3 separate regions of the Mus musculus genome follow, and all the other regions are linked to region 1. The links are chromatin loops, found by intact Hi-C in ENCODE. Cell type or tissue: heart. All regions are shown on one strand. Each heading gives the region's core, and the rest is flanking DNA. Links, peaks and the distances in the headings are about the cores only.

Region 1 (9,931 bases), core at 1,229-9,228:
TAGGATGAGAGTCTTAAAGCTCACACCCACAGTGACACACCTACTCCAACAAAGCCATACCTTCTAATAGTACCACTCCCCGGGCCAAGCATATACAAATCCTAACTATGCCCACTGGGTATGGCTGCCCACCTGTAATTTCAGTCTCAGAGGGCAGAGATGGGATCCCAGAGCACTATGGGTAACAAGCCTAGCCATATCAGTGAGCTTTGGGTTGACTGAAAGGGATGCCTCACTGACTAAGGTAGGAGAACAAAGGGAGATGACTCCAGACAGGCAAGGGCATCCATGCGCAGCATACCCACTCTCACATGTGCCTGTGTAAGGAACACACACATGAAAATGGAAGACAGAATGTCATGGGTCAAATGAGCTATCTCTGGATCATGTTTCTTTTAGAGCAGCTATACCTCAATTCTCAGGCTCAGGCCATCTCTTTGTCCTCCGTTGCTCATTGCTGAGCCCTTAGCATTCACACAGTGTGCTTTCACCTTTGGCTCCGTGTGAGGTGAGCAGAGAAGGCCAATTACATCCTGAAGATGAGCATGGAGGGAGGCACAGGGTCAGAGGTCAACTGCACAGGTCCAGAGAAAGGTGCTTTTCTGCCTTCGCTGCCCTGTCTCAATGTGGTTGGGTTTTTGTAACCAAAAAAAAAAACAAAAACAAAAACAAAAAACAAAAAAAAAACAAAAACAAAAACAAAAACAAAAAAAACCCAAAAAAACAAAAAAACAAAAAACAAAAAACCACGCATAGAAACCATACAGATTTAGTTCTCATGATTCTGCAGGCTAGACCATCCGAGGTCAAGGTGATTCTGTGTCTGGTGAGGGGCTGCTTTCTGCCTGTTGGATGGTGGGTTTTGTGGCAACTTTGCAAGGCAGAAGCAGACAGGTCAGCTTTCTTGCTAATTAAGACCCCCCGCCCCGCCTTAATGCTACCAATTCCATTCTTTGAATCATTTCCAAAAGCCCATGGCCTAACACCATCAGGTTGGGGCTTAGGTTTTGCACATGGGCTCAGTGGCACTGTAATCGAGAGCTTCAGTGCCCTAGCTCCTGCCAGAAACTCAGACTTATTTGGTCTGAGTGTTGACCCGAAAGCTCTTGGTTGTTCCTACCGCCGCTCATAATGGAGAGCCATCTTGGGGTCTCTCATTGGTTTGGATCTGGGCGCATCAACCACATTGGCTGAGTGGTGCTGCCTATGCAAATTACCTCATATGTGCAATAAACTGCCCTGCTACTTCCGATTCTTTTCCCAACACCAGCCAGTGAGCAGGCGACCATGATCCTCTTTCTGTCTCAGTCCTACAACCACATCAACTCTGGATGCCCAGGAGAAGTGGGTGCTTGGTGGCCCTTGTCTGCTTTCCCACAGCAGGCTACCAAAGCTGGGAACTGTGTGACACCTTCAGGGACAAGGTAGCGGGTGGCAAAGGAAGAGACATCTGCATTTAAATCACTTTTACTTTTTATTGAGAACCTCTCTCATGTGAGAAAAGCTCACACAGTCACTTTCCACGGTCGCTGCTTTGCCATCATTTTCAACACTCCGAGGACAAGATGAGATTAGATGGAGGGACGGGGCCGCGCTAAGATGAGCATCAAGGACTGGATTTAAATCCAATTCTCCAGGCGAGCTTCTTATTACAGGACTTGAGGCAAGAGCCTCTGTGGCCTAATCCAAGGTTTCTCTAACAGCTGGGTCACTGGCAATGTCACTGCTGCTTTTATTCTGGGGATATCAAGGGGATAGTAAGAGAGCTTGCTCAAACTAATTCTGAATTCCCACAATCGCTTGCCTCCGAGGCGCCCAATAGACACTCCTGCCAGCGAGCCTTCCCTGGTCACCTGAGACCTGAAATAAAAATGGTTTAACCCTTCGTGATGGTTAGACAGGGCATGTACCCGGATCTTTCCACTCCATCAGAGTGAATTTCAAATGGAAGATCTCAGGGATCAAAAGAAAGGCACAGGTTTAATTATCTCGCAGCGGCCACACCCACTCAGCCTGCCTAGTGTGTCCCCGCCTGGTCGGGAGAGCGAGGCACATCGACTGGGTACATAGCACACGGAGAGGAGACAGGGGTGGGGGTGGAGTTGGTTTGGTGAGCTGCTGTGACCAAGGCCTTGGGGGATCAGGGAGGGCAATGATTCCTAAGCTGACCTGAGAGCCATTGTCATTCACATTTGCTGTGGCTATTGCAAGGTAGTAATGGCTAAGTGATGTTGTTTATCTTTTTTATTTTTGTACTGCTGGGCATGAACCAAGGGCCTCACATAGGGCGGGCAAACACTTTACCTCCGGATTGCATCCTTAGTCTAGAGATGCCATTTAAACTAAAGTCACGACTTCTAAATAGAACTCTGGGGCCAGTGAGATGGCTCAGGAGGTAAGTAAAGAAGCTTGCTGCCAAGCCTCGCAGCTAGAGTTCCATGCCTGGGTCCCGGAAGGTGTGAGGAGAGAACCAATTTCTGCAAGCTGTTATCTGACACTAACATGTGTTGTGTACCGTGATATCCCCATGCCCACCACACAATTTAAAAAAAAAAACAAACAAACAAGAAAAAAAAGAAAATCATTTTTATTTTATCAGTGTCTGTGTATGTGAGTCTGATCCCCTGGAGGCGGAGTTACAGGCATCTTCGAGCTTCCTGATACAGGCGCTGGGAACCACCCTCAGGTCCTTGCCAAGGGCAGTGTGTGCTCTCAACTGCTGTGTCATCTCTTTAGCCCTAATTTTTTTTTTTAAAGCAGAACTCTGCTCATGGGTTTTAGGAAAACTTCTGTTGCCCTGATAAAAGAGGAGAAGCAGCTGGCTCTGCACTCCTTTCCTCTACCCGGAAAGAAAATGCGATGCCGGCGGGTGTGGCAGCCATATTGCAACCGTGAGGCCGGAGAGCAGGATCAAGGGAGGCATCTGCTGGGAGTGTAGATGTTTCTGCTCACAGCATCTTGAACTGTGACCAACTGCCTGCACTGGGTGAGGTGAACGATGTTCACAACAAGAAGCATAAAGTGGATGTGATCCTGATAGGTTGGTGACAAGGGACAAAAGCAGCTTAGGGCCCATGGCCAGCCATTCCTCAAGGCTTAAGAGAGCTGTGGAGTCCCTCACTTGTAGCACAGCCTGGGACCCCAGCAGTCACCCTGCCCTGGGCTCATACTCCTGGGACTTCTGGTGTTCAATGGGCAAAGTGCCAAGGGTATCCGTCTTCTGGACAAATATGAGAGGCCAGCCTGCCAGGGATGCTCCTTTCTAACTAAAGGAGTCACATTTCTGAGCAGAGATGGGAGCAAGGCTCCAGGTTGTTTCTGGCGGGTGCCCTGCCTCCACATTACACCCCAAAACATTCTACAGTTATTTTGAGAATTACATGTGCAAAGGGGAGGTGGGGAGAGACTGGGTCAGTTAAGGCTATCTGGGGACTGTCCAGCACAGACGTGCCTTTGACAAAGACTACTGAAAAGACACCATGAACGTCATCGTTGCGCCTCCAATGATAGCCGGAAGCTGCCTGCCTTGGGATTTCTGATCATGGAGAAAAAGAAACACCTATTTACCTAAGTGACCACAGGTTACTGGTTTTTTTTTTCCCCCTGTACCTTGCATTTCAATGCTGTCCTTATGGAAACAAGGCACATTTCTACATGTCCTGGGGGAGATGGGTGCTCCAGGGGAGGGGTCTGGGGAAGTGTCTTGTGCTCAGGGGTAGGGTGAGAGGGTGGAGGTATGGCATTTACACTGGGACATGGAGAGATCCGAATTATGTAGGGGGGGGGGCGGAGAAGGGGAAGGGAGCTTCCCAGGTGATGTAAGGTGACTGACCGTGTGAGTCAAGGGGAGGCAAGGGACGGGTGAGCCGCTTTCTGGTTTAAGTGACTCCAGACACTCAGGGTTTCTCGTTGTCTTGAGTGTGTGCACAGGCTAGGATTTTAACCACCCCCCGCCACTCCCAGTCTTAATTTGGAAATGGGTTTAAAGTCCCATTTTTGGGATTCCCCACATATGACCTATGGAGCTATTTGTATGCTGCTGTTTGGGACACTTGCCCTGGCTTCACACAGTGCTCTGCACTCAACCTCTGGCTCCAGGGCCCCCTGGTGCTGGCTGGGTGTCTCTGTCTCTCCTGTCTCTTGGCTCCTGGTTTAAACAGGGCATTTGCCCAGATTCCTTGGCCACTGTCATCTGTGCTGCAACTCCTGCTATTTCCTCAGGGTGACAGGGGCACCTCAGGGTGACAGGGGCACCTCAGGGTGACAGGGGCACCGTCTTTGAGTGGACCAAGCCCCTCCTGAGTTTGCTGGTGGCAAGGCAAGAACATTTCTGCTGTTCTTTTGTTGTTGTTGTTTTTGTTTTTTCGAGACAGGGTTTCTCTGTGTAGTCCTGGCTGTCCTGGAACTTACTTTGTAGACCAGGCTGGCCTCGAACTCAGAAATCTGCCTGTCTCTGCCTCCCAAGTGCTGGGATTAAAGGAGTGTGCCATCACGCCGGGGTTTCCGCTGTCCTTTTAAATCTCTGATTTCATTCTTTTCAGAGGAATGGGTGAACCTCTGAATATTGATTGATTGATTGATTGATTGATTCAGTGAGATTTACCGGCGTATAGGATACATTCCCTACCCTCTCCCAAATTATGTTACAGATGCAACATAGACTTTTACATTCTATTTTATACACATTTATGTTACATAATGCTATACATGCACATGCTATATGTCATATAGTACACACACACACACAGCATGTTTCATTATACAATATGCAATTGCTTACTACAGTTTTTCTGTAACTTTAACTTTGGTTGAAAAAGGGAAAAGAGTGGGATATGCTGCCCCCTAGTGGCAGAGTGTTGTAACACACTTCTCAGGAAAACTAAGTTTTATACCAACTTCACAAAACCTTTATGAGAGACCAAGTTGATAAATACAGGATTTGGATAATCCCTCTCATATGACATATGTACATATTTTAAAATGTATTTATAGCATTCTCCACATTATAGAGGCTGAGATAATTTTTTCTAGCTCTGTGGTTTTCTTTTTCAGGACGACGAGCTGTTGGTATATTGAAATGAAGTATTTTAATAACAAACAATTTTTAATTAAAAACGATTTTGATAGTAAACAATAGAATGTACTATGCCTGCAACACTTCCCATGCAGCTTATGTTTCTTCCCAAAAGACTTTGTAGAAAACTGGTATGTGTCCTGGTACCCAGAGTGTTTCAAGTGTGCTGATGGAGGAGATGGGCACAGCCAGACAGTGGGGGCCACAGTCTCTCTCTCTCTCTCTCTCTCTCTCTCTCTCTCTCTCTCTCTCTCTCTCTCTCTCTCTCTCTCTCTCTCTCTCTCCCCCTCCCTCCCTCCCTTACCTGGGCATCCTAAAAAGTCTCACTTCTATCTCCCTGCCCAGCCATTGGTCACCAACTTTATTTACCGATCAAACCAACTGGGGGTAGGTAGGGTCCCTCAGCATCTTATGCGCAGAAGCGTGGATTCCTGTGTAATTTTGGGGGCCAAATTAATATAAGCCCAAATTCACAACACACTGGGTCACAGGGAGTCAAGATACGTATTTTGACTGTGAACCAAGTTCATATCTTGTGAGGTTCTCAGAAAGTTTGGGGGTTTTAACTGGCTAAGGAGGAAAGCTAAGCTTAAAGGTTACACAAGGTTAACCTTAGGCATGCTTCTTTGTTATGTTAATATTGGAGATGAACTATCTCTAGGTAAAGAGAATATCCTATTATAGAGGCAGCATTCATTGCTGTATGAGCTTTGCAGAAATCCTTGATTCTCTGCTGCCGATAGACTTCAGCTAGATTCCGGAGCTAGGGTCGCTTTTTCTTTCTTTGCCCCCCTCCTCATTTCATGTGATGGCAAACACAGCAATCCAGGGTCTCTGGAGCCTGAACAGCCTTCCTGTATTCATCACATGTATGGTTCTGACTGGGCTAACCCCAGGTTGCCAAGGGACCTGTCCAGGGGTCCACACGGAAGGTATAGGTGGTCCTAGTTGATCTGAGGTGATCCTTTTTGCTAGCGCCAAGGCTTCTGTTGGTGTTTTTACCCGCATACCCTAGAACACTACCTTGCACCCACAGGGACCCAGGCTGGGACCCTGCAAGAGGCTTGAAAGTCTCAATAGTGGCAGCTCAGACGCTGGACATGGGGTCAGCATACTTTGTTCTGAAACTTGTCAAGGGCTTTGTCTTTGCTGAAAGTATTAAACTCACATTACACTAGAGCAAATCTAGGTAAGTTTATTTTATTTTATCTTTTGTTTCTTTTGAGACAGGGTTTCTCTGTCTAACCCTGGCTGTCCCAAAACTTACTCCATAGACCAGGCTGGCTTCAAACTCAGAGACCTTTCTGCCTCTGCCTCCTGAGTCCCGGGATTAAAGGTGTGCACCACCACCTTCTGGCTAGCTTATTTATTTTAGTTAATAAACTTTAAAAATGTTTTAGTTGTGGGTTGTGTGTTGTGGGTTATGATGTATGATAGTCAGTTCTGTCTGTTTGGTCAAAAGCAGCCATACATTACAAAAATGAATATGGCCCTTCCAATCAAACTTCATAAGCAACTGGGCGGTGATGGTGCACGCCTTTAATCCCAACACTCGGGAGGCAGAGGCAGGTGGATTTCTGAGTTCGAGGTCAGCCTGGTCTACAGAGTGAGTTCCAGGACAGCCAGGGCTACACAGAGAAACCCTGTCTCGGAAAACCAAACACCAAGCAAGCAAGCAAGCAAGCAAGCAAGCAAGCAAGCAAGCAAGCAAGCAAGCAAGCAAACACCTTCATAAGTACTCAATACATATAATGAAGAATTCTTTCTTAGTCATGCTGAAACAGAAGACTCATTCTTACCTTGCTCTTGGTACATAAATAAACCACAGGTTGGAGCTTGCTATCAACACCACAAGCCTTTCCCTAAGCCTGCCAGTGTGTATCTCTCAGACCCTAGGTCACTTCCAAGCTGCAGAATCAGTTAACAAGTTCAGGAAGTTTGTCATGTTACAGTAGCCCTGCCTGACTCTGTGGAGGTGCCTTAGAAATAGAGATGTCTCTGCCTGGGGTAGAAGCTACCCAAATATAAAAGATCTAATCCAGTTGGACAGGCCAATCGCCTGGCTAAGGGACCACCTCTCAGGGAGATGGGGCTACCTGTAGGAAGACAGATATACTTTAAGCCATGATAAAGGGCCAGGAGAAAGAATTATCCCTTTGATGCGATAGAGAACATTTTCTTCCTGCCCCCTAAGGGCAGTTTCTTAGAGAACCACAGGCATATAGCTCTTAACTTTGCTGACTCACCTGGAAAAGCCTCCTTTTTTCCTGTTCTCCTCTCTTTTCTAAGTTTGCTTCCCTGACACCTTGGCCGTGACGCTCCCTTCCCTATCACAGAGCTGCTTATCTTTTGACCTCCCTCCATGCTGGTTTAACTCCAGCAGACTTACACTTTCTTCTCCATTTTCCTCCTCCAGGAAGCTACCTGCATTTACATCTTTCTCGTCCTGGGGCTACTAAAGTTGTCTTTGAGCTTCGGTTTGAGTCGGATTTTAAATGCGTTTACTGATGAGACTGGTTTCCTTGGTGTCATGCTACCCTGGGTCCTCTAAACAGGACCATTGGAAAGGTAACCCAACTACCACATCCAGTGACCCCATCCAACACAGGGAACCTGATCATTTCCCCAATTTTGTAAGTGGCAGTAAAGGTTACCTCTCCTGAGACGGGAGTGACCAGGACAGTGGGGAGGAGAGGCCATTGCTGTAAGGAGAGGGGCTCAACTCGTGGCCTTGCCCATAAACCAGAAATGTCGTCTTCATTCCTAGCCTGGCTGTCAGCCAGAAATACAAAAAAGGTTTTTGGGCTCTGATCCCTGTTTTGTCTCCTAAATGGTTTTGGGGTTACTTCTTCAGTGGGTGGGAGAGATGAGGAGGGATACAAAGTTTTCTGTCTTTAAAAAATTCTCTCTCTCTGTTTTTTTTTTTTTTTTTTTTTTTTTTTTTTGGTTTTTCGAGACAGGGTTTCTCTGTATACTCAAGCCAGGCAGCGGTGACACACACCTTTAATCCCAGCACTTGGGAGGCAGAGACAGGCGGATTTCTGAGTTCGAGGCCAGCCTGGTCTACAAAGTGAGTTCCAGGACAGCCAGGGCTACACAGAGAAACCCTGTCTCAACAAACAAACAAACAAACAAACAAACGCCTCCCCTTATTTAGTTGCTTATTTTGTGCGCGTCTGTGCGCATGTGTGCCGCTGTGGGCATGGCGAGCCCGGAGGACAGCACTGGGCAGTCAGTTCACTTTTCACCTCGTTGAGGTGGGATTCTATAGCTGTGCTCTCCAGACAGAGTTGGTGCAAGGACTTCTGTGTGATTCTCTTGTCTCTGCCTCTCATCTTGAAGCAGGGGTGCTGGCACTGCAGGTGGCAGTCACACACAGTCAGCCTCTTTAATGGTGGACTCCAGACACTGAATTCTGGCCACTGGCCTTCACATATAGGGCCTTTACCTGTTGAGACATCTCCCTGGCCCTGATAGAAATTTTTCTAACGACTGCAGAACAACTGGGTTAAGGACTTTTCTGTTCCGGTTTCTGGCTAACACATCGGTTCAGGAAGGGTTGGTTACATTTTGTTACTAATTCCAAGCCGGCATACTCCTGTTGAGGTATTTGGAATTGTTTGGCCCTGCTGGCCCTCTACTTTCTAAAAAGATGTTGATCTATTGAAAACACTCTTTCCAAGGATCTTGTCCATTTTATCAAGAATCTAATTTGGAGCCTTTGGAGTCCTTACCCAGTCACCTCCAGATGCCTTTCATCCCACTCTTAGAGCACACCCCTTTCGGTTTCCTAAGTAGCGGCTTGAATAATTAAACCTCTACTCCTTTAGAGGTTCTGAGCTCTCATCCACATGCTAATCACCCCAACGCTCTCCGGTGGCTTCTCCCATTGCTTTCTGTTAAAGCGCACAGACTGGAACCGCAGTCAAGGTCAGATGCGCGCATTTGTATTACATACCAGCGCAGCCATCACTATGGCGTTGGTCTCTTAATTCACACTAATACTACATCATTTGCTTCCCTGACCTCCAACAGCCCCAGAAGCCCCCCTCACCCCCCCTCCCGTCAGCGTCCTCCCCCCCCCCCCCGACGGTTCTGAGATCTTGTCTTTAAGAAGTCATGACTAATTCAGGGTCCATCAACCGTCATAAATACTTTAAATTGCTCTTCCGCCTGTGAAGTGTCTCCCATGGGCCGCTTAATTTACCAAGTGTCCCCGGTTGTTTTTGTCCCAGACCAGTCCTTGTCCCTGTCCTTAGTAACTGTTTTCATTGCGCTCATTGGTTCAGTCTTAGGAAATGGAACTTCTATTTGGGAATGAGCCAATATGTGAGATGGAATGCATTAAGGTTAGATTTCAAGAGTTTTTATAACTTATTTATTTATTTCAGCCCAATGAGACGTTTTTGGGAGGGCTGCTGAACCTGACATCACACTTAGTGGCCTGCCTTCTGGTGAGAGGAAGCCTACACATTGTCTTTTTACTTGAGGCTCTCGCAGTTTTAGGGTAATTAATTAAATTTTAAAATGTACCTGTGGAGAGTTTTCCTAGACAAAAATTCTGCCCCACTGGTAAGACTGGACCTGCCTCCAGCCTTTTCTGCTTATTTATTTATATGTTTATGTATATATTTATTTTTGTATGCGTGGTGTACATGTGTGTGCATGCCTGTGAATGTCCCTGTGGAGGACACTGGGTGTCTTGCTCAATCACTCTCTACTTTATCCCCTTGAGACAGGGTCTCCCAGTAAACTGGGAGCTAGCCCCAATAATCTCTTTGTTTTCAGCCCTCAGCTCTTGGATTACAGGTGCATGTTCAGCCACACCCAGCTTTTTTTAATGTGGGTTCTGGGATT
Region 2 (9,931 bases), core at 693-8,692, 120 kb before region 1:
CCTTGCACAAGGGTCCTTCTTGTCTATACTCCCTGCTCCCAGGCAGGTATCCAGGAAGGGCTGGAGACCAGACTAGAGGTCCCTGAGGAGGGGAGGGAGGAAGAGGGGGGGAAGGTGGAACCCTGGCAGAGCCCCTCTGTACATTTGTATATAGTTAGGGACTGGGTGGGGGTGGGACACAGACATAGAAGGGTGGGACTGCAGGGGAGGGTGACACAGGACAGTCAGGGTCCTAGCCCTAATGGCAGAAGGCAAGTCCTTGGGACCCAGGCATGCTGGGCTGGTTCTCTTTCCCTCTTTCCAGGCCCAGCTCCCTCTTGGCAGGGGGAGTGGGCGGCCCAGCAGGCCTGGCCCAGCTCCCAGTTCCCCCTGTACCAGCCCCACCACAAGTTCCCTTCATGGGGAGTGGGTGGAAAGACCTTTCAGACCTTGGCTGAGCATAGGGGGAGGGGGAGGGGGAGCGGCCTTCTCAGGCCTTGCTCCCTAGAGATTGGTTTTATAAAGTGCTGGTGAAATTGGGAATAAAGAGGCACAAAGAATTCTGTGTCTGTTTCTCTGTGTGTGTGTGAGAGAGAGGTGGGGGGAGAGGGAGAGGGACAGAGAGAGGGAGAGGGAGAGCATCCACATGAACTTGCTGGAGGCTGGGCATCTATCTGACTTGATCCCTGTAACAGGAAAAGAAGGCTCCAGACCCAGGGTTCCTCCATCCTTAGGGGTCGGTCCTCCCATGCCTACCTTGCCAACACTAAATTACCAGTTTCCACTCATTATTCTACACTTAACCAGTTTATTAAAGCCAGAGCTTTATCGTGGATCCAGAAGGGAGAAGGCAGTAGATAACGTACCCCTCCTTTCTCAGCTTCACCTCCTCCAACAATCCATCTACAGCCCAGCTCCCAGGACAGGAGCCCAGGAGGCAAGGCTGGCGTCAGGCATAAACAGAGGCCACAGCCTGAATCAGCAGCGTCAAGGGGGCAGGGGGACTGGACAAGAAAGGATGGCTCTAGGGCATCTGTCTCAGGGCTTGTCCTGAGCCCATGGGTCCAACAAAGCAAGAGACAAGGGACCAGTGGGCTGCCCTAGGGACTGAGGCTACAGCCAGCCCTGTCCAGCGAGGCTGGCACGTGGCTCCAGGTTCCTGGGGAAGAGCAGGGACAGGTGCAGGGGCTTAGGTGCTGTTCCCCTGTTCCTGCTCAAAGAGCAGCATGGCAAGCTGGGTGCGGGAGCCAAGGCCCTCAAGTACGCTCTGGCGACAGCGGTGGTAAAGGTCTTCACTGAGCCGTGCACTGCACGGCTGGGCCCGGTAGCGCTGCAGCAAGGCTGGCTCTACTGCTCTCAGCACGTGCAAGTTGGAGAAGCGCAGAAACAACTCGTACACATCCAGGCTCTCCAGCAGCTCCTCCTCCTGCTCCGAGGCCGCCACCAGCCGGCCACGGGCCGCCACATAGTCGGAGTTGTAGAAGCATGCCTCACTGGCAGCCTGGCGATCAAAGTGACCGGTGTCACGGCCCAGCTCTGGTGGCCCAGGGCCCTGAGGTGGAGCCACAGCAGGGTGGAAGGCCTGGAAGTGCATGGGGAAGAAGGCCTGCCAGCCAGAGATGGCATGCATGCGGCAGCGGTTCAGGAAATCAGGTGTGAGTACCGTGTCTGGCCCGGCCAGCAGGAACAGAGTGTCTAGTGGGTGCTTCTTGGACAGCAGATCCATGAGACGCAGTGGAGAGGGCGCTGCTGTCTGCACACTGAGCCAGGGCACCCGGGCACCAGGGAAACGCCGCTCTAGCTCTGCCACGTGGGCCTTGACAGGTGCGAAGACGTCTGAGTGGGCTGCCCGCTGGGCCTGGCGTGGCTCATACAGCAGCAGCAGGGTCAAGGCTGCTGCATCACCAGGTTCCAGGGCTGCAGTGGCAAAGGCTTCTAAGAAGCCAGAAGCCAGGTCTCGTTCCGCTGCAGCCAGCGGCAGTAGCACAGTGAGCCGAGAAGCCTCGGTGACATAGGGTACAGGCAAGATCTCCACTCGGCTCAAGGGCCGAAGGAGCTGCACCCTGCGGGTGAGGGGCCAGCGGCCACCCTGGGGTGTCAGCGCTTCCAGCTGCAGGTCTAGTGTGTACTCCATGCCTCGGGCTGGATCAAAACGCCGGTAGCCGTTCACCAGCTGTTGCTTCTGGAGCTGCAGCGCTGGCTGGTAACGGCGGTTGAGCTCCTCTAAGGCTGTCCCCAGGACGTCAGCCACATCAGCCTGGTCGGCCCCACGCAACGGGCAGCGGGGAGAGCCATCGGCGCAGGAGAACGCGTATTGTTCTGTGAAGTAGTCCCAGCGCAGAACCTCAAAGCGTGAGGCAGGGCGAGACGGTGCTGGGATGCCCACTGGCCAGGCAGAGGCTCTCTCCCCATCAGCAGCCAGTCGGCTGGTATTCTGGATCTCCCACTGGGCAGGGGAAAAAGGGGCCATGAGCAAAGTACGGGGTCACAGAGCCAGTATACAACTAGAGACTCTGTGGGCAGGCAGTGATACTCAGAGAGGACCTGCAGCTTACCGGAAACCCAAGCCCCCCACCCCCCCACGCACGCGCATGCGCGCGCAGTTTCTTCACAGATTAAGACAGTTTAAAAGTTGAAAGGGGGGATTCCTGGAGGTTTCACAAAGGTCAAAGCCCTGGCAGTGGGTTTGCTCTATGACTCTATCACTGACTTTTTATTCCCGGGGTCTCTCAGGACCTGCTCCCCCTAATCCCTTGACTCCCTAAGCCCAGGCCTGTACCTGCAATTCTTGAATCTCCTGGTACGTGCGGTCCAGCTCAGCGCGGGCAAAAGCTTTGTGCAGCTGGTACATGTGCACAGGGTCACGCACGGGATGGGCTGTCAAGGCGCTGCGGAAACGAGGGTCCCCCTCCTGCACAGGCTCCCCGGGGCTCAGTTCCAGGTAGTTGTAGTGCATTCCCTGGGGAGGGAGGAAAGGAAGCATTCAGAATGGGAACAACAACAGAGCTGACTGACCTTCCTCCCTCTCTTAGCTGGTGTCTCATCTTCAAATCCTATAACCAGTTATGGACTTGGAAAGTCAGAGTTCTGTGGATTTGAAGTCTATTTGACCAGCTGATGTTGTACAAGCCTGGTCAGGTCTCTGTGAGCTCATCTGTGAAAGCTGCCTCAGAGGTGTCCAGAGAGCTAAATAAAATAGCTGACACTGAATATATATTGTGTGTAAGGATCTCTTACTTTTCCCTAATCCTTATACGGCCCTGCCTAATAATTGTTTCCATTAGCATGCACGAGGCTGCTGAAGCTCAGATCTAGTAATTTACCTAGAGCCACTGGGATTTAAAAAAAAAAAAAGATAGATTAACAGAGAAAACCCCAACCTCTATCTCCATTACCCCATACCTCTCCTGGGGAAATAAGCAAGCTCTGAGAGGAGACACTAATTGGGAGGCTTATCTTCCTACCTCGTGGTCACCAGTACAGCCCACGCCTGTGGCATCAAGGATGCAGCGGCCCAACCACTCATCCGGGCGAGCACTGACGATGTCGTTGCGGCAGCTTTCCAGGTGGGGGCGCAGTTGCTGTAGCAGTGTGCGAGAGAGCAAGACTCCAAAGCCCCCGTGGCAGTAGCGGCCTGGGGTAGTATCTCCACCGATGAAGTCCTGCGGCCGGCCAAGATAGAGATGGGTTGCTGAAGCAAGGCTGAGGTGGCCAGCTAGGCGGTCCAGTCCATGCGCTTCAGTATAGGTGGCATCAGGCACTAGGAAAAACCAGTCAAAGTCATCGCCGTGTTGCTCCAGCAGGTGGCGCAGCGCCAGGTGCAGGTGTCCGATGGGCCTCTCTTCGCCCAGTGCCACCACCGCCATGCCTGAAGGTGTCCGGCGGCCCCTCGCACCGGTCAGGAACACTACATGCTCCAGTCGGTGTCCCAGAGTTCGGTTTACAGCCACACCCAGTGTAGGCAACGTGGCTTGTGAGGTCAGCACTGCCACCAGAAGCTTCTGCCTGATGCCCAGCTCCGTGCTGATATACCGAGTTCTGGGAAAAGACAGTTAGGAACAAGATAGCACACAGCTTCACTTGTTAGTTCTCCTCTGGACCTGTTTGGCACCCACGAACGGGAGGATAAGACTGTCTCTCCCACGAGACATGATTTAAGTGATATACTGGTCTCACAGAAAGTGTTGCATCTAGGAGACAGCACTTCCAAGGCAGATGCAGGTAAGAGATACACTAGATCTACTTCCAGATTTCACAACCTAGTGGCTGTGTCCCTGAACATGTTACTTAATCGGTGCCATCTGTAAAATGGGACAGATTGCACTTAAACAGTAACATGCTTGGCACACTGTTGCAGATGCTCCCTGCAACATGAATATGCTGTCAGCCCCGCCCCCCCAATATGTCCTATAAATGATGTGTAGAAGCATACGGCATAGTGGTGTAGAGAATGTCTTTTGGAGAGGGGCAAACTAAGGCAGTGACTCACCTTCCTAAGGTAGAAGGTAAGTTGTACAACTGGAATTCACTGTTACTTAGAAGAAATTACTTCAATGCGTGGGCAGAGACATCAATGTGATGAGTACATTCCTCCCTCTCCCATCTCATCCCAAGGTGGCCCTTGAAACCCATCTAGGAATGAAATACAGGTAAATTCCAGTTCCCTCCTTTTTCTTTCCCCCTCTTTATACACTTATCCTCTTTAACACTCATTTTTCTAATCCTAAACAGACCAGTGGGGGGCTAAGAGGGTCTTTGGAGTATAATTGGGTGGAGTCGGTTTAGCTCAGCTCAGATCCGGACGGGATCCAGAAAAAGCTTCAAACTGGCCCTCTGTCTCCCTGCAAGCAGGGTCATAGGAAGTAATCGAGGCCCAAGGACTTCCTGGCCGGCCGGCCCCTTCCTTCCGGAGCCTGACCCGGCCTCTGGCGGCCTCCCTAGCGCGCGCATCCTGGCTGGTGCCTGCGGGGGGGGGGGGGGGGGTGTTAGGGCGGACGGAGTGGATCAGTACCTGACGGCCTTCTTGGTGGCCTGGCCTGGCTGCGCGGGATGGTAGGGCAAGACACGAGGCTCCCAGCTCTCACCGGTGCCTGCGCCGGCCCCGGGCCTCTCGCGCTCGGATCCGGGCTGCACCGAGTTGGGCCGGCGCGCCGCGTTGGTGTTGCCGCGCGGCGGCAGCTCAGAGTCTCCGGGTTGGGGCGGCCCGGGTCCGCAAGGCTCCTCCACCCAGGTGACGCTGAGCAGGCTCAGGGTGAAGCCCAGAGAGATGCCCACGGCCACGGGCCCCGCGGGCCGCAGCACGGACAGCAGCAGCGACGCCCGCATGGCGTCCCGACAGCGGGTCCCCGGCCCCCGCGTAGCCCGAGGCGGCTCCGAGGGGGCGGGACCGAAGAGGGGGCGGATCCGGAGGGCCCAGGCCCAGCAGGCGGGCCCGCTCCCTCCCCGCCGAGCAGAGGTAGGAGCTCAAGCCCGGAATCCCCGGGCGGGTCGGCCGCCCTTAGAGCAGCACTGCGCGCCCGGGCCTCCAAGGCGGCCGCTGTCCGACGTGTCACCGACAGGGCCCCGCCCCCGAGGTGGGGTCTAGCCGTCAGCTAGCGGAGAGGGACGAAGGGGAGGAGGTTAAAGGGGAAGGACCCCCGGAAGTGCCCCCTCCTCAGCGCCGGAGAGGCAGACGCCGGGGGCGGAGTCCCCTGTCTCCCCCCTGCGTGGTTGGTGCGTCCCGGATGACGTCAGAAGCAGCCCGCCCCTGCCAGGATGGTGCACCCTGAGTGACGTCAGGAGCAGAGGCCGGAGCTGTCCATCAGCACCAAAGGCCGCCAGCGGGCTCAGGGCATGGGGCCGCGGCTCCGGGACAGCCCGAGCTCCTGCTCCTTTCCCTTCCCCGAGCCGGGCGCGAGTCTGTGGAGCTGCAGTGCCAGCCGGTGTCGGAGGTGGGGCGACGACGCCGTCGCACAGAGACCCGTCTCTCCGGCCCAGCAGCCCCCTTCGCACGGCAGACTTTGCCCGGACCCCAGTCAGTCAGAGCCTCTGGTGTCCTACAACCCCGGCTCCTCCGGCCCCTGCACACCCTCCTTTGCTCGGAAGCTCCGGTCACCTCCGGCCCAGGTAGATCTTGGACAATTCCAAATTGAGCCTCCCACAGATGGTGCTCAGGCTGCCTCTTTTTGCCAGCGGCACCCTCCCTCTCCTCGTCTAGCCCCATCTAGTCCCTCTTTTAAGTCCATCCCAGCCGCCTCTAGCCAGGCACTTGTTTCCCTTTGTCTCTGCTCCCCGTTCCAGAGATGCTTCTAGAGCTGCCTGATGTGGGCAACCATTCCTTTGTCCACTGTGCCCTTGCTGAATTCCCCCACTCGCACTGTTATTGTAGTGGAGACCCACAACTGACTCTTGACCCCAATTTCCTCCCTGTCAGGTTGTCCTGGGAGGGTGACCCCCTTCCATTCCCGGCGCTATGCCGGGTACTATGGAAACTCTGCGGTTTCAGCTGCTGCCCCCGGAGCCGGATGACACCTTCTGGGGTGCACCTTGTGAACAGCCTCTGGAGCGCAGGTATCAGGCACTGCCGGCCCTCGTCTGCATCATGTGCTGTTTGTTTGGAGTCGTCTACTGCTTCTTTGGTGAGATCCCCCTCGTTCCTCACCTGTGGCCTTCTACTGTTTCCCTAAAGTTCCTTTTTCTGGTGTCTCGAGAATCATTTCCACCCCATCCCACCCCCACCCCCACCCCACCCTCATGGCGGTATCATTCTCTTGCTGATCACAAGTATATTTGTAGATCATTGACTCTAGATTCTACAGAGAGCAGGTTTTGAATTAGGCTCTTTGAGTTTGAACCGGGCTCTGTATGTTAGTCACTGTGATGTAATGGGCATGTTAACCTGGGTCTCAGCTTTTTCACTTGGACAAAGACAACAGTGTTTGTCTCATATAGACAAGAATTAGTAGGTGGTCAAAGAATAATGACTATCGTAGCGAAGATATGTTTGGATCACTTAGGATAAGCAGACTAAAATAAAATAATAAAAACTCTTAGCATGGTTCCTTACCACAGGGCATATTGCATGGTGGGGGCGAGACCTGGAATATTCACACTTGTGATACATATCAGAGTGGGCTGGATGGTAGTCATACAAATGGAGATCGCCTACAAGGCAGATTCCCATAAGAATGGTTACTGTGAAGAGTTGTATGGGGGAGGGCGTGGTATGCCTGTAATCCCAGCATCCAGGAAGCCAAAGCAAGGGAAGGGAGGCTCAAGGCCAGCATGGATTACATAGTTCAGTGAGGTTGGGTGGGTGAGCACTAACTGCCGCTCAGTCGAACAGGTGTGTGGGGGTCCATTTGACAACTCTCAAGGTCTTGGACCAAGGCTGGCTTCTCTACAAAACAGTATGCCTTTTTCTCATTTTCACAAAGGTGACCTATGGGCTAGTGTCAGCTTTGAGTAAATAAACGCCCAGTGGATTCTTCAGGAAGTTACAGAACTTCACAGTGGAGAGAGCCTTCTATGAGTAGGGACCCAAAGGCAGCCTTCAAGATTATATGTATCAGAACCAGTTTGGGCAGAGAGGCTGGGGTGGTTTGCCAGAAGTGTGTTAGAATAGTTGGGAATATAGGGTGTGGAATATGGGATCAGATGGTCTTTCTCTTACATTTTGCAGAGTGGGCAGGGAAAATGTCCCCCACAAGGATTTAGGATATGTATGGGTGTCCAAAGATTCCCCCCTCCTGCTCTGGGTACCTCCTCCCTCTGCATGGTGCTCTGGATAGCTTCATCCCTTGCCCTCAGCTCTAGTAATCATCCTACCCATCTTGGATGCCCCTACCAGGGATTCAGAGCCTCTTTCTAAACTCTGCTCCTCTCTGACTTCAGAACCTTCTGGGGTCTGATACCCCCATTCTTGGAACCAAATCTCTTTTTCTCTTTATCATCATCTTTCTCTTTGGCTCTCCCTGCCTCTCCTTGACTCCTAACTCTTTCTTCCAGCTTCCCAATTGTTTGTGATCCACCTCACCCCCCCTTCCTCTTTCAAACACCACTCATGTCTCTCAAGTCCCTTCAATTCCCCACCCCCCACCCCCACCCCCCATTCTCCATGTAGTCCTCTTGGGTTTCCTGCAGCCCCACATAGCTCCTAGTACCCTCCCTCTGGTTCTCTCTGATCCCTGTAACTCCAGTCAGTAGATTGATCCTCCGCATGGTGGTTTCTAGTGCTCCTATTTCTCTGCCCTCAGTGTTCCCCTTTGTCTTTAATAATCTTAATGACACTACTCTTGCCCAGTCCCCTGACCTGCAAAGACCTCATCTCCCCCCCAAGCTCTGTCCTCTCTGTGACTTTCCAGCACTGCTTTACCTCGGAAGCCCCTGACAGTCTTTCTAAACCTAGGTGACCTCACCCCATTCATTTTCTTCTGATTTCCAGACTCTTCATTTCTGAGTAGTCCTCCTCAGAGGCCCAGAGACTCCAGTGCTGATCCCTTTGGGACTCCAGTGATCTCTCTGGACCCTGTGATCCTAAAGACCCTATTGCCCCATGGCCAATTTACTCAACTTCGACCTTCAAAGGCTCATAACATGATTTTAATAATTACGTGCCTTCACAACGATTCTCAGCAAACATCTGCACGATCTCCCCTGACCTCCATGGCCCACCTTGAGCCCTCATGACCTCTAATTCTTCCTTTAGCACCCATGTCTCCGATGCTCTTGTGCCTCCATGACCCCAACCCCTCTGACTTCTAACCTGGTAACCTCATTTTGGCCCCTCCCTGGCCCTGTTCCCCTCCAGGTTACCGCTGCTTCAAGGCAGTACTCTTCCTCACTGGGTTGCTGTTTGGCTCAGTGGTCATCTTCCTGCTGTGCTACCGAGAGCGGGTTCTGGAGACGCAGCTGAGTGCTGGGGCAAGCGCGGGCATCGCACTAGGCATCGGGCTGCTCTGCGGGCTGGTAGCCATGCTGGTACGCAGTGTGGGCCTCTTCCTGGTGGGGCTGCTGCTCGGTCTGCTGCTCGCTGCTGCTGCCCTACTAGGCTCTGCACCCTATTACCAGCCGGGCTCCGTGTGGGGCCCGCTGGGACTGCTACTGGGAGGCGGCCTGCTCTGTGCCCTGCTCACGCTGCGCTGGCCCCGACCACTCACCACCCTGGCCACTGCCGTGACGGGCGCTGCCCTCATCGCCACTGCCGCAGACTATTTTGCTGAACTGCTACTGCTGGGGCGCTACGTGGTGGAGCGACTGCGGGCTGCACCTGTGCCTCCCCTCTGCTGGCGGAGCTGGGCCCTGCTGGCACTCTGGCCTCTACTTAGCCTGATGGGCGTCCTGGTGCAGTGGAGGGTGACAACCGAGAGGGACTCCCACACAGAAGGTGAGAGGACACAGGCTAGGGTGGACATGGGAAGGAGGGGTGGACGGAGATGGGTGGTTAGTGAGAAGGGACAGAAACCACACACAAAAAGTCGGGGCCTTGATGGGTTAGAGAGTTGACTTGATCAGGGTCTAGGAGAACAGGGCCAAGAAACAATCCCAAAAGAATGTGCGGGGCACCGGCTCTAGGTCAAGTCCATTCCAGGCGCTGGGGTAATAGTGATGAAATAAAAGCAGAGCAGAGGATGTAGCTCAGAGGTAGCATGCTTACCCAACATGAGCTGGGGTCTGAGCTTGACTACAGACAGGACAACAAATAAACAAAGGCTACCAGAGAAGGTTCCTGCTCTCATGAAGGGTGTACATTCAAGGTAGCCGAGAAACAGATAACAGATGTGTGAAGAAGCAACTAAGTTAACTTCTCTTGTGCAGCGTGTTATGGAGAAATACAAGGTGATCTGAAACGGTAACTTTATGGAGCCCACTGTACTTAGGGTGGTCAAGGAAGGCTGCTTGGTGCAGGTGCAGTTCATGAGCTTTGCTGACAGGATGGACCCTCTAGGCTGAAATCTGTTACAAGGACAGTGCG
Region 3 (9,931 bases), core at 1,040-9,039, 91 kb before region 1:
TTCTGAGTGTCTGAGCTCTCTATCTGAGCCCATCATGAACACCTCTTACTCTTCCAGCCCAGCTGTGGGAAACAGCCACCGCATCCGCCTCGCTTGGCAAACACGACTTCTGTGCTTTGAACCTATCTGCCTAGGTGTCCACCAGTTACCAACCTTGGATAGTGAGGGCAGCAGAGTCTTGCACACCAGGGCAGCTGAAGCCAACCAGGGCCCCACTGTCCCGGTGCTTGACAGCTTGCAGGATGAGCCTGTGCTGGAGGCCCTTCTGCTCTATGCGGTACCGCAGGGCTCCAGGCTCCACCTGGCCCTCTGGCTCATTACTCTGGAGCTGCTCTCCATTAAGGAACCAAGAGCCCTGGATGATGGCGGACAGATCAAGGGAGAAGACGGCATCTTCCCCATCATATACCTGCACGTCTTCCAGGCCTGACACCAGGCGAGCTGTGGGCACTGGAACAGAGACAGGGCACGGCTGTTAGAACCAGAAAGGGCTGAGCACGGGGTCCCCAATGGAGGAGTTAGAGGAAGGACTGAAGGAGCTGAAGGGGTTTGCAACCCCATAGGAAGAACAATAATATCAACCACCCAGACTCCCCAGAGCTCCCAGGAACTAAACCACTAACCAACGAGGACACATGGAGGGGACCCATGGCTCCAGCCACATATGTAGCAGAGGATGCCTTGTTGGGCATCAATGGGAAGAGAGGCCCTTGGTCCTGTGAAGGCTCTATAGATATCCCAATGTAGGGGAATTCAGGGGTGGGGGAACACCCTTATAGAAGCAGGGGAGGGGGTATGGGATAGGGAGTTTCGGGGGTGGGGACTGGGAAAGGGGATAACATTTGAAATGTAAATAAAGAAAATATCCAAGAAAAGAAAAGAAAAGAAGAAAAGAAGAGGAGAGAAGAGAAGAGAAGAGAAGAGAAGAGAAGAGAAGAGAAGAGAAGAGAAGAGAAGAGAAGAGAAGAGAAAAGCAAAAGAACCAGAAAGGGCAAAAGCTAGAAGATGGGCGAACATAAGGACTGGGGGTCAGAGAAGGGAAGAATGGTCACGGAGAGCATGACTGGATAAAGATACTGATGGATAAGTGGCGAAGGGTTAACTTACCAAGGTGAGCAGAACCGTTGAACACGACATGGGGACTGCGGCCATGTTCACTGACTGTGCAGATGCGGAAGTGATAGTCACCCTCGGTGGGTACACAGTCCCCGGGCACCTCTACGGCTCCCGCCTTCTCAATGCTGAAGCACTGGATCCAATCGTCAGACCCCACTTCCTGCCGCTCTAGGCGGTAGATGAAGGAGGTCTCTGGAGGTGGCTCTGGGGGCTTCCAGGTCAGCAGAACCTTGTTCTTTTGGCCTTTGAACATCTCAACCATTACGGGGGGCCCGGGAGGACTGTGCTTGACACCTAAGATAAAGGTGGGATCTTCACCTGAGCCTTGTACACGTCCCCATCAACACTCCTGCTTTAAATCCACCTTCCCAACCCAGGCACTGGCAACTGGCAACGCCCCTGCCCCCCCCCCCCCGCCCCCGTTTATAAGTGTTCACGCTCTCACATTTGACTCTGAGCAGGGTGGTGGTACGGGAGTTGCCCAGGCTGAAGGTGATCTCTCCAGCATCTTCTCGGGTCACCCCTGGAAGGACCAGGGCATGCATATGACCACAACTGCTCTGGCAGGTGTCTGGCAGGTCCTCCCCATCACGGCTCCAGCACCCCTGCACCCCAGCTTCTTGAGTCTCCACCAGCAGTACTGCGTTCTCTCCTTCCAGGACGTCAAGCTTCCGGGGTAAACGCTTCAGGATGGGTCCTGAGACGTGGATGGGAATCCGTCAGCCCAGGCACGAGACACCACCAGGTCTCAGCCTCCTCCCACTGGCCAGCTGACCTTTGACCGTCACATTGGCCACAGTGCGCACTCGGCCCCGCATCTCGCACAGATAGACGCCATCATCATCGGCCTTCAGCTTGTGGATGACGAGGCGTCTCACAGCGCCCTCCTCGATCTGCTCGTACTTGCGGCAGGGTAACAGCCGTTGGTCCTCCCGGAACCAGGCGGTGGGAATTCGAGAGTTAGGTACTTTACACTCCAGCACCACAATCCCGTGTTCCCGACCCTCCACATCCTGCAGGGGCCGGGTGAACCGTAGGCGGGGTTCTGTAGAAAGAGAAGGAGAGAAGGCTCAGGAGCAGGAGCAGGAGCGAGAGACTAGCTGAGGAGGATAACACATACTTGCTCTTCCTAGCAGGCTAGGAATGGCGGCCGAATTCCCAGCTAAGTTAGTTGGCCTAATTCCCAGCCTGACCCCGATATCACCTTGGACACGTCTTATAACATTTCTGGGTCTCAATCTGCTCATGTGTTAAATGGGGGAGGGGAGGCGGCAAACATTCAACCAGATCAGTGGTTTTCAAACCGTCCCTAACACTACACAGCATCTCCCAATTCTTCAAGGATCTGCATTGAATTTCATTTTAATATAGCATTCTAAGCATTTCAAAACCATATTTCGGAACTTGGAAACCACCAGAGAGTTAACTTGCTGAGGAAAACAAGGTTTGGCCCCACTGGGAGAAGTTTCTTTACTTTCTTGAGGACATTGCAGTTTCTCACTGGCCTGGCAAGTCTGAGCAGGACGCAGTGAGGACACTGTCACAGCTCGGATACCACACACTTGGTTAAGTGTCAGGCAGGACTCAAGGGAACTTCCCAAGCATGTTTTCCTTGAAGGAACAAGTTGGGCAATCACCAGTGAAAATGTAACCCCTCAAATCGTGGTGGTCAAGTCCTATTAAGGGGAGCCTTAGCTTCCAATGTGACTCGAGAGTGCCTTGTTTTCTCTGGATTTTCTGTTCATGGGTACTGAAAACGTGTAAGGTCACCTCTCCCCCCCATCTCTTTTGCTTTCATCTTCTTTGAAACTTAAAAGAATCCAGACTGGCTGGTGTTTTTCCTCTGACACATCCACCTCTCCTGTGAATGAGCAGTGGCTGCTGGGAGGTTTGCACCAGCCTTCCTAACAGATTCCGGGCCCCCGAAGCTGTGAACACAGCCTCCACTCCAAATGTGTGTTTTCAATACAGCAGCCCCCTTTTTCTCACCGATTAGCATATTATAAATTTAGCCCTAGTTATTTACTCCCACAACATGCTCCTATTATTTTACAGATATTGCTACCAATGGGAATCCAGTTGGGAAAGAAGGCCTAAAAGAAAGAATAAAGGATAAGAATGTTCTAGGATTGTTAAGATTTACACAGTCTATTCCTTGGCTTAGTGGTTTTTACCACCTGGGTAGCTGGCTAAGAAATTCATCAGTGTACTGGAATTCAATATTCCTCCGGACATGGGGGTGGACATGAGCAAGAAGGACCTCTGGGGGCACTGGAAGCACGGTGCTCTACCTTTCACGTGCAGCTGGACCGCGCTTAGGGTCTGGCCCGCCGAGTTGCGCGCCGCGCACACGTAGAGCCCACGGTCCTTGGCCTGGCAGTAGAGCACCTTAAGTACAAAGCCGCCGTCGCGGTCGCGGTACATGAGGCGGCGGCGATCGGGGAGCAGAGGGCGGCCCTCCAAGTGCCATTCGATCTCGGGCTCAGGTTTGCCCATCACGTAGCAGCGGAATTTGGCGTGCTTGCCCTCGTTCACCCAGAAGGTCTTGGGCGCGCCTTTGAGCGGCTCCAACACGGGTTTGGGGTTCTCATCGGGATCCTGGGGCGGGCTCTCGCGGGGCTGGTGCACCTGGAGCAGCGCGCCCGCCTGCGCGTGGCCGTGCGCGTTGCGGGCGTGACACACGTACACCCCGGAATCGGGCAGCCGTGCCGCCAGGATGCGCAACGTCAGGCTCGCGCCCTCGTCACTCGCGCCGCGGCCGGGCTCCAGCTTGAAGTGGCTGCTGTCCCATACTTCGTCCAAGGCCATCCCATCCTTCTCCCAGTACAGCTTGGGCTCCGGAAGGCCTCCCACCTGGCACGTCAGCACCACCTCCTCCCCTCGCAGCACCCACTGGGACTGGGGCCCCGTCAGGAACTTCGGGGCGCCCTCCCCGGTGCCCGGTGTTGGCAGCGGACACTCGGAGGACTCGGGCTCCGGCTCGGGGGCCGGGGGTTCCAGCACGGTGACGGCGGCCGCCGCGTAGGCCTCTCCGGCCGCGTTGCGGGCGCGGCACACGTAGACCCCGGCGTCGGTGGGCAGCGCGCCGCTCAGCAGCAGGCCGTGCTCGGCGCCGTCCTCCGGAAAGCTTAGGCGCTCGGAGGCCACCAGCTGCTGCCCGCCTTTCTCCCACACGACAGTGGGCGGCGGCTCTCCCAGGACCACGCATTTGAGCTCGGCCTCCGCTCCACTTACCACCCGCACGGGCCGCGGGAAGCGTAGGAAACACGGGGGGCTCCCCTGATCCCCTGATCCGGCCTTCATTGCGGCCGCTGCAGATGGCTCGCCTGGGCGCGCGGGAAGGCCGGGAGCCGAGACCAGGGCGTGGCGGAGCGGGCGCCGGGACCGGTGGGACTCCTGTGACCGCTCGCCTCTTTACCCTGGACCCTGGCCGCAGCCCTGCTACGCGGCAATTCCCGGGCCGGGAGCCCAGAGCTCAGGGGGCTGTCCTTCCTGTTTGCCTGCTCAGCGAGGGGCCCTACAGCCTAGACTGCCCGCGGCCGGGCTTCCTGCTCTTGGGAGTCTCTCTTTCCAGCCCCCTCCCACAGCCTGGGCCTCTTTCTCCTCCCTCCCTCCCACCTCCGGCCTCCAGGTCTCCAACTGCGGGCCTGGCTTGGGCTTGAGTGACTTTGTCGCCTGCAGCTGCCAATCCCAAAAATATTCTCTGATGACACAGCTGGAGGACAAGAGCTCAGACTGGCTCCTCCAGGCTAAGTATAGAGCAGGCGGGACCACCTGCCCTCGGCCCAGAGCCTCAACCCTAGGTCTACCCTCCCACGTTGGCCTAGCAGCTGCTAGGATTGAAAAGAGCGCCAGAAAGTCTGAGGGGGGTGGTGCATTCTGTCCTTCTGACAAATGATTTGATGACTGGTCAACCTTAAGCACCCAGGCACCTGTGGTACCTGATGTAGATTCTATGTGTGTGTGTGTGTGTGTGTGTGTGTGTGTGTGTGTGTGTGTGTGTGTGTATTTGAGGAGTGGGTTGTATGCTTGCCTGAATGGGTCAGGTCACTTGGGGTGAATACCCATCACAGCCCCTTCCCCCACATTCTTGGCGGGAGTGGGAGATAAGGCTCAGGGCCACAGACATCTGCGTCAGAGATAGGAGGTCTCAATGCCATGGGCAGGGGCGACTGGGACTGTGGGGCGTGGGAAGGACTGGGGGAGACTGGGGTGAGAAGGGTAGAAGAAGGCCAGCAGTGGGATGGGGAGGGGACAGTGGGGAGGTCCTAGACAGAAAGGGCACAGGGCAGCGTGTGGGTTCCCTGTCATCAGGGCAAGTGAACTATGGTGAGCCAGCGGTCTCTGCTGCTCCTTTTGCTGTTGACCCTACGGGATGTGGACAGCTGCCAGGGACCCGAACTTGTCCGGGAGCTCGTCCTGGCCAAGGTGAAGGCTCTATTCCTAGATGCCTTGGGGCCCCCAGCAATGGATGGGGAAGGTGGGGATCCTGGAATAAGGCGTCTGCCTCGAAGACATGCCGTTGGGGGTTTCATGCACAGGACCTCTGAACCAGAGGAGGAAGATGTCTCCCAGGCTATCCTTTTCCCAGCTACAGGTAATGAAGTTGGGGATTGGCAGGTCAACTTTGAAGAGTAGCCGGTACCTACTTCATGGGCTTGGGAATCAGGCAGCTCTGGGTATGAATGGCAGCCCCACAACTCAGCTGGCTTTGCGGCAAGGGGCCAGTTCCTAAGCCCCTCTGATCGACATCAAACAGGTGGTAGCCTCTACCTCAACATCAGATAGGTGGTAGCCTCTACTTCTCAAGCGGGACTGATCCAGTGAGCCTAGCATGCCTGGAATACAAAAGGGGAAGCTAAGGCTCTGTAGAGACAGCTTCTGTTGCTGCCTGTGGTCTGTCCTGCGTTTTGTGCCCCCTACTCTCCCCAAGCCCCATCTGGCTCACTCTGAGGTCTCCTCGCTTCCCTGCCTTCATCTCCAGGCAGCGTAGTAGTAGTACCGAAAGTATGGATTTCATATCAAGTGGAATCCCAGTCTTGCCACTTACTAGCTGACTGTCAGCCGCCTCAGTGTCTTGTCTTGAGAATGGATCAGTTGTTAGAATTTGTAACGCGAGGGACTGTGTTCTAGTACGGCCCCAATTGCAGTCTTGACTACAGCTGGCCCATAATATTTCCCATAGTCTGTGTCCACTGGACCAGAAATGGCAGCTACACTTCCCTGGGAAGGGCTGACCTCTGCTCTCTTCTCCTTTCCCTTCCATTCTTTCTCTTTTCCTCCTCCTCTGTCTTCGTTAGTTTATGCATATGCCTGGAAATGCGGGGAGGTCAGAGGTTGACCCTGAACATCTTCCTTAGTCACTCTCCACCATTGTTTTTGAGTCAGTCTCTCACTGAACCAGGACCTCACTAATTAGTTAGCCTGACGGGTGTCTGTCTCCTCGGTCCTGTGAGATCGCATCCAGTTCTTTATGTCGGTCCTGGGATTGAACTCTGGTCCTAATGCAGACACAACAAGTACTTCAACTGAGCTGTCTCCCTACCCTGTAAGCTGTCTTTCAAAAACACGGTGCCTTTAAGAAATTTATCTTTTCAGGGCGAGGGGAGAGTATAGGGGGCTTTGGGGATAGCATTTGAAATGTAAATGAAGAAAATAATTTTAAAAAGAAATTTATCATTTAAAGTTTCTGACATGCTGAGATGGAGCAAAAGCAACAAAACACACCCATGCACCCAAGGTGTGAGAATCACTCCATGGTATCTGATGTACACTACCATAAGCTGCAGCCGCCAGCAGCCACGGGTTCCTGGCTTCCTGAAAGGAAAGCTGGGGATGGATGGCGAGGAAGGGGCGAGAAATAATGAGCCAAGATAAAGTCCTCTGATCAAGGCTCAACTTTAATATCCTAATGTCTGATCTTTAAAGGGAGGGGGGAATCCATCCCCCACTGTGCCAGGATCCCACTTTCTCATCAGGAAGACAAGCTCGGCTGCTCAGCAGGTAGCTTCTTGCAGGAAGCTGCAGATGTGCACAGATGTGGCAGACAAAACTTTACCTAGGTAGGAAGACTTCACCCTAGGTGAACTAGCAACTGTGGCAAAGAAGGTCTGAGCCAGCCAGCCTGCTCAAGGCTGGGGAGGGCACAATAAGCTTCATGAATAGACCTGAGGATGAAGTAGACAGTGAAATGGACTCTTACCCATTGCCCTTTATATTAACTGGTAAAACCCCTTGGGAGAAAATTTACCAATGTGGTGTTTTGATGATGAATAGAAAATTGGGGAGCCTCTGTTAGTTTTCCCAAGACTCCAGGGGGGGGTGTCTAAGTCTAAGTGACACTCGATTTTTGACATATAGTCAGCAAAATCAAGGCTACCCTCTCTTTCCTTTTTCTGCCTGTCCCCTGCAGGTGCCACCTGTGAGGACCAGCCAGCTGCCAGAGGGCTTGCCCAGGAGGCTGAGGAAGGCCTCTTCACTTATGTATTCCGGCCATCCCAACACATACGCAGCCACCAGGTGACTTCAGCCCAGCTGTGGTTCCACACAGGCCTAGGCAGGAAGAGCACAGCAGCCGCCAATAGCTCTGCGCCCCTGCTAGATCTTCTGGTGCTATCATCTGGGGGGCCCATGGCTGTGCCTGTGTCCTTGGGACAGGGCCCGCCACGCTGGGCTGTACTGCACCTGGCGGCGTCTGCTTTCCCTCTGCTGACCCACCCCATCCTGGTGTTGCTGCTGCGATGCCCACTCTGTTCCTGCTCGGGCCGGCCTGAGACCACTCCTTTCCTGGTAGCCCACACTAGGGCTCGAGCACCCAGTGCGGGGGAGAGGGCCCGGCGTTCAACTCCCTCCGTGCCTTGGCCTTGGTCTCCTGCGGCTTTGCGCTTGCTGCAGAGGCCTCCCGAGGAACCCGCTGCGCATGCCTTCTGCCATCGAGCTGCTCTCAATATCTCCTTCCAAGAGCTGGGCTGGGACCGCTGGATCGTACACCCTCCCAGTTTCATCTTCCACTACTGCCATGGTAGCTGCGGGATGCCCACATCTGACCTGCCCCTGCCAGTCCCTGGGGTGCCCCCTACCCCGGTTCAGCCCCTGTTTTTGGTGCCAGGGGCCAAGCCCTGCTGTGCTGCTCTTCCGGGGAGCATGAGGTCCCTACGCGTCCGAACCACCTCAGATGGAGGTTACTCTTTCAAGTATGAGATGGTACCCAACCTTATTACTCAACACTGTGCTTGTATCTAAAAGCACCTCCGCCTCCTCCTCCCATAGCCGATGGCCACAGTCAATTCACCACCCCAGGGTCCTCAGCTAGGAGGAGGACAGAGTGTGGAAAGTAGACAGTTTCCACTTCCTTTTCCCTACATCTTTCAGTATGAGGGATCCATATCCTGCTCCACCCAGGTCCTGTGGATAACAATAAAAAAGGAAGTGTGTGTGCCTTTGTATGTGTTCCCCTCACGTCTTTGACAATGGGGTTGGGGAGGTCTGGGGTCAGAGAGAATTGCGTTGTGGGATTTTGAGTTAACTGCTTTTGGCTTTAGAGATCGACAGTCTAAGAGGTAAAATTAGATGTGAATTAGTTGGGAAGCTGCCAAGTGTCCCAGAGCTTTGGACACCCACTCTAGGGACACATTGTCCCCTTACAAGCTAAACCTGATATGTCACACAGTCTGTCTGTCTTGCCACACCTAAAAGAAAGTTACTATCATAGTGGTTTCATCTAAGGCGGCCATACCCTCCCCCGCACCCCCCCCCCCCCCAAGCATGCAGCCATTCTCTCTTCTGGCTGACTGGTGTCTAGGTCAAGGTCAGGGGATTCATAGACATCGCAACCCTACTGGACAATTGTCCAAGCAGAACAGATCTTGATGCCTCTTAAGAACTTGGGTGCAGAGAAAGGGGGGGAAATGTATGAATTGACAGTGTCACAGGGAAACTCTCAAGGAGAGAGGCAGTGTCATACTGAAATCTGATGACCAGAATGAAGAGCCAAGAAACTGGTTTTGGACCTCTCATCCATCCCCTAATGATTCCCACCCTTTCTTTGAAACAAGGTCTCATCTTCTAGCCCAGACTGGTTTTGAACTGAAGGCATCTTGCCTCAACTTCCCAAGAGCTAGGGATTGCAAGTAGAGCCTCGCTAACCTGGGTGGGACTCAGGCTCCCTTGGTGTTTCCTCTTCATCTTTACACAACATTAAACACTTAGTGGATAATGTCAGAAAGATGGAAAGATAAGCCACAGCTGGGGGAAAGTGTATTTTTGGTGATCTGGACCATATACTTAGTATGCACACAGAAGAAAGCAGGGCATGGTAATAAACTCTATGTCTTTCTTTCTCTCTTTTTCCCTCTCATTTGTTTCCTATCAATCCATTTTGCCTCCAGAATGGAGCATTAAGAACTTCTTTTCCTGAATTTTTTTTTCATTATCCCAGGGTCCTGGCTTCCTGCTGATTAGTCCTATTGCAGTACACAGTATGTGTGTAGAGGTGGGCTGGGGTGTTCAGTCCATCAGCACCCGACACAAGAGCACTTTTGGATCCTGACTGAGGACTCCAGTGTGTTTTTGTGCTAGCAGAGCCTGGGGCTTGTCAAAGGCTTCCTTCCAGCAGCCCAGCAAAGGCTCCAGACACAGAGGGAAAAAAATCCCAAAGGTCAGAGTCCTTTCAACACCCCTCCCCCACCTGAATAAACCTGAAGCAGCTTCTATTCCTGGCAGCACAGGGGCCCCCAGACTTGGTTCACTCACCCTCTGAGGCTCTGAAGGCATAGGGCAGGCAGACAGAGTTCACAGCTGAGTCTTTCCAGCATCT

The links. A loop is a pair of places that touch in the nucleus more often than their neighbours do. Peaks named below come from ENCODE experiments on the same cell type or tissue, not always from the same donor. Only the 100,000 strongest peaks of a DNase experiment are listed, where the experiment ranks them.
Region 2: it touches region 1 in a loop (9-fold over the local background); 21 of 42 quality-filtered maps call a loop at or near these places.
Region 3: a loop joins it to region 1, with 5 times the contacts of the local background. A loop is called at or near these places in 6 of 42 quality-filtered maps.

Annotation. Positions count from the first base shown.
Region 1 is chr1:75,592,993-75,602,923 of GRCm38, forward strand. No RefSeq gene overlaps it. Among named protein-coding and RNA genes, the nearest start is that of Slc4a3, 51 kb to the left of the region's middle. In heart, for the core only: CTCF peaks have their summits at 4,108 (motif pointing left) and 4,847 (motif pointing left); DNase peaks (open chromatin) are centred at 3,139 and 4,089; H3K27me3 peaks cover 2,687 bases.
Region 2 is chr1:75,473,802-75,483,732 of GRCm38, forward strand. It overlaps Chpf (chondroitin polymerizing factor), which reads right to left and starts at 5,670. Exons shown (of 4, transcript NM_001001566.3): 1 at 4,991-5,670; 2 at 3,444-4,017; 3 at 2,759-2,938; 4 at 768-2,425. The coding sequence starts at 5,304. The coding sequence ends at 1,169. It overlaps Tmem198 (transmembrane protein 198), which reads left to right and starts at 5,731. Exons shown (of 5, transcript NM_177056.4): 1 at 5,731-6,084; 2 at 6,392-6,596; 3 at 8,768-9,343. The coding sequence starts at 6,431. Asic4 (acid-sensing (proton-gated) ion channel family member 4) reads left to right here. Exons shown (of 10, transcript NM_183022.3): 10 at 1-539. In heart, for the core only: a CTCF peak has its summit at 3,715; DNase peaks (open chromatin) are centred at 3,700, 4,870, 5,670, 6,410 and 1 weaker place; H3K4me3 peaks cover 3,039 bases; H3K27ac peaks cover 1,333 bases; H3K27me3 peaks cover 4,825 bases.
Region 3 is chr1:75,501,806-75,511,736 of GRCm38, forward strand. Obsl1 (obscurin-like 1) reads right to left here and starts at 4,647. Exons shown (of 20, transcript NM_178884.5): 1 at 3,408-4,647; 2 at 1,892-2,161; 3 at 1,562-1,813; 4 at 1,108-1,410; 5 at 154-450. The coding sequence starts at 4,419. Inha (inhibin alpha) reads left to right here and starts at 5,272. Exons shown (of 2, transcript NM_010564.5): 1 at 5,272-5,713; 2 at 7,529-8,561. The coding sequence starts at 5,443. The coding sequence ends at 8,358. In heart, for the core only: no CTCF peak of the experiment used is centred there; DNase peaks (open chromatin) are centred at 3,906 and 4,656; H3K4me3 peaks cover 4,688 bases; H3K27ac peaks cover 5,844 bases.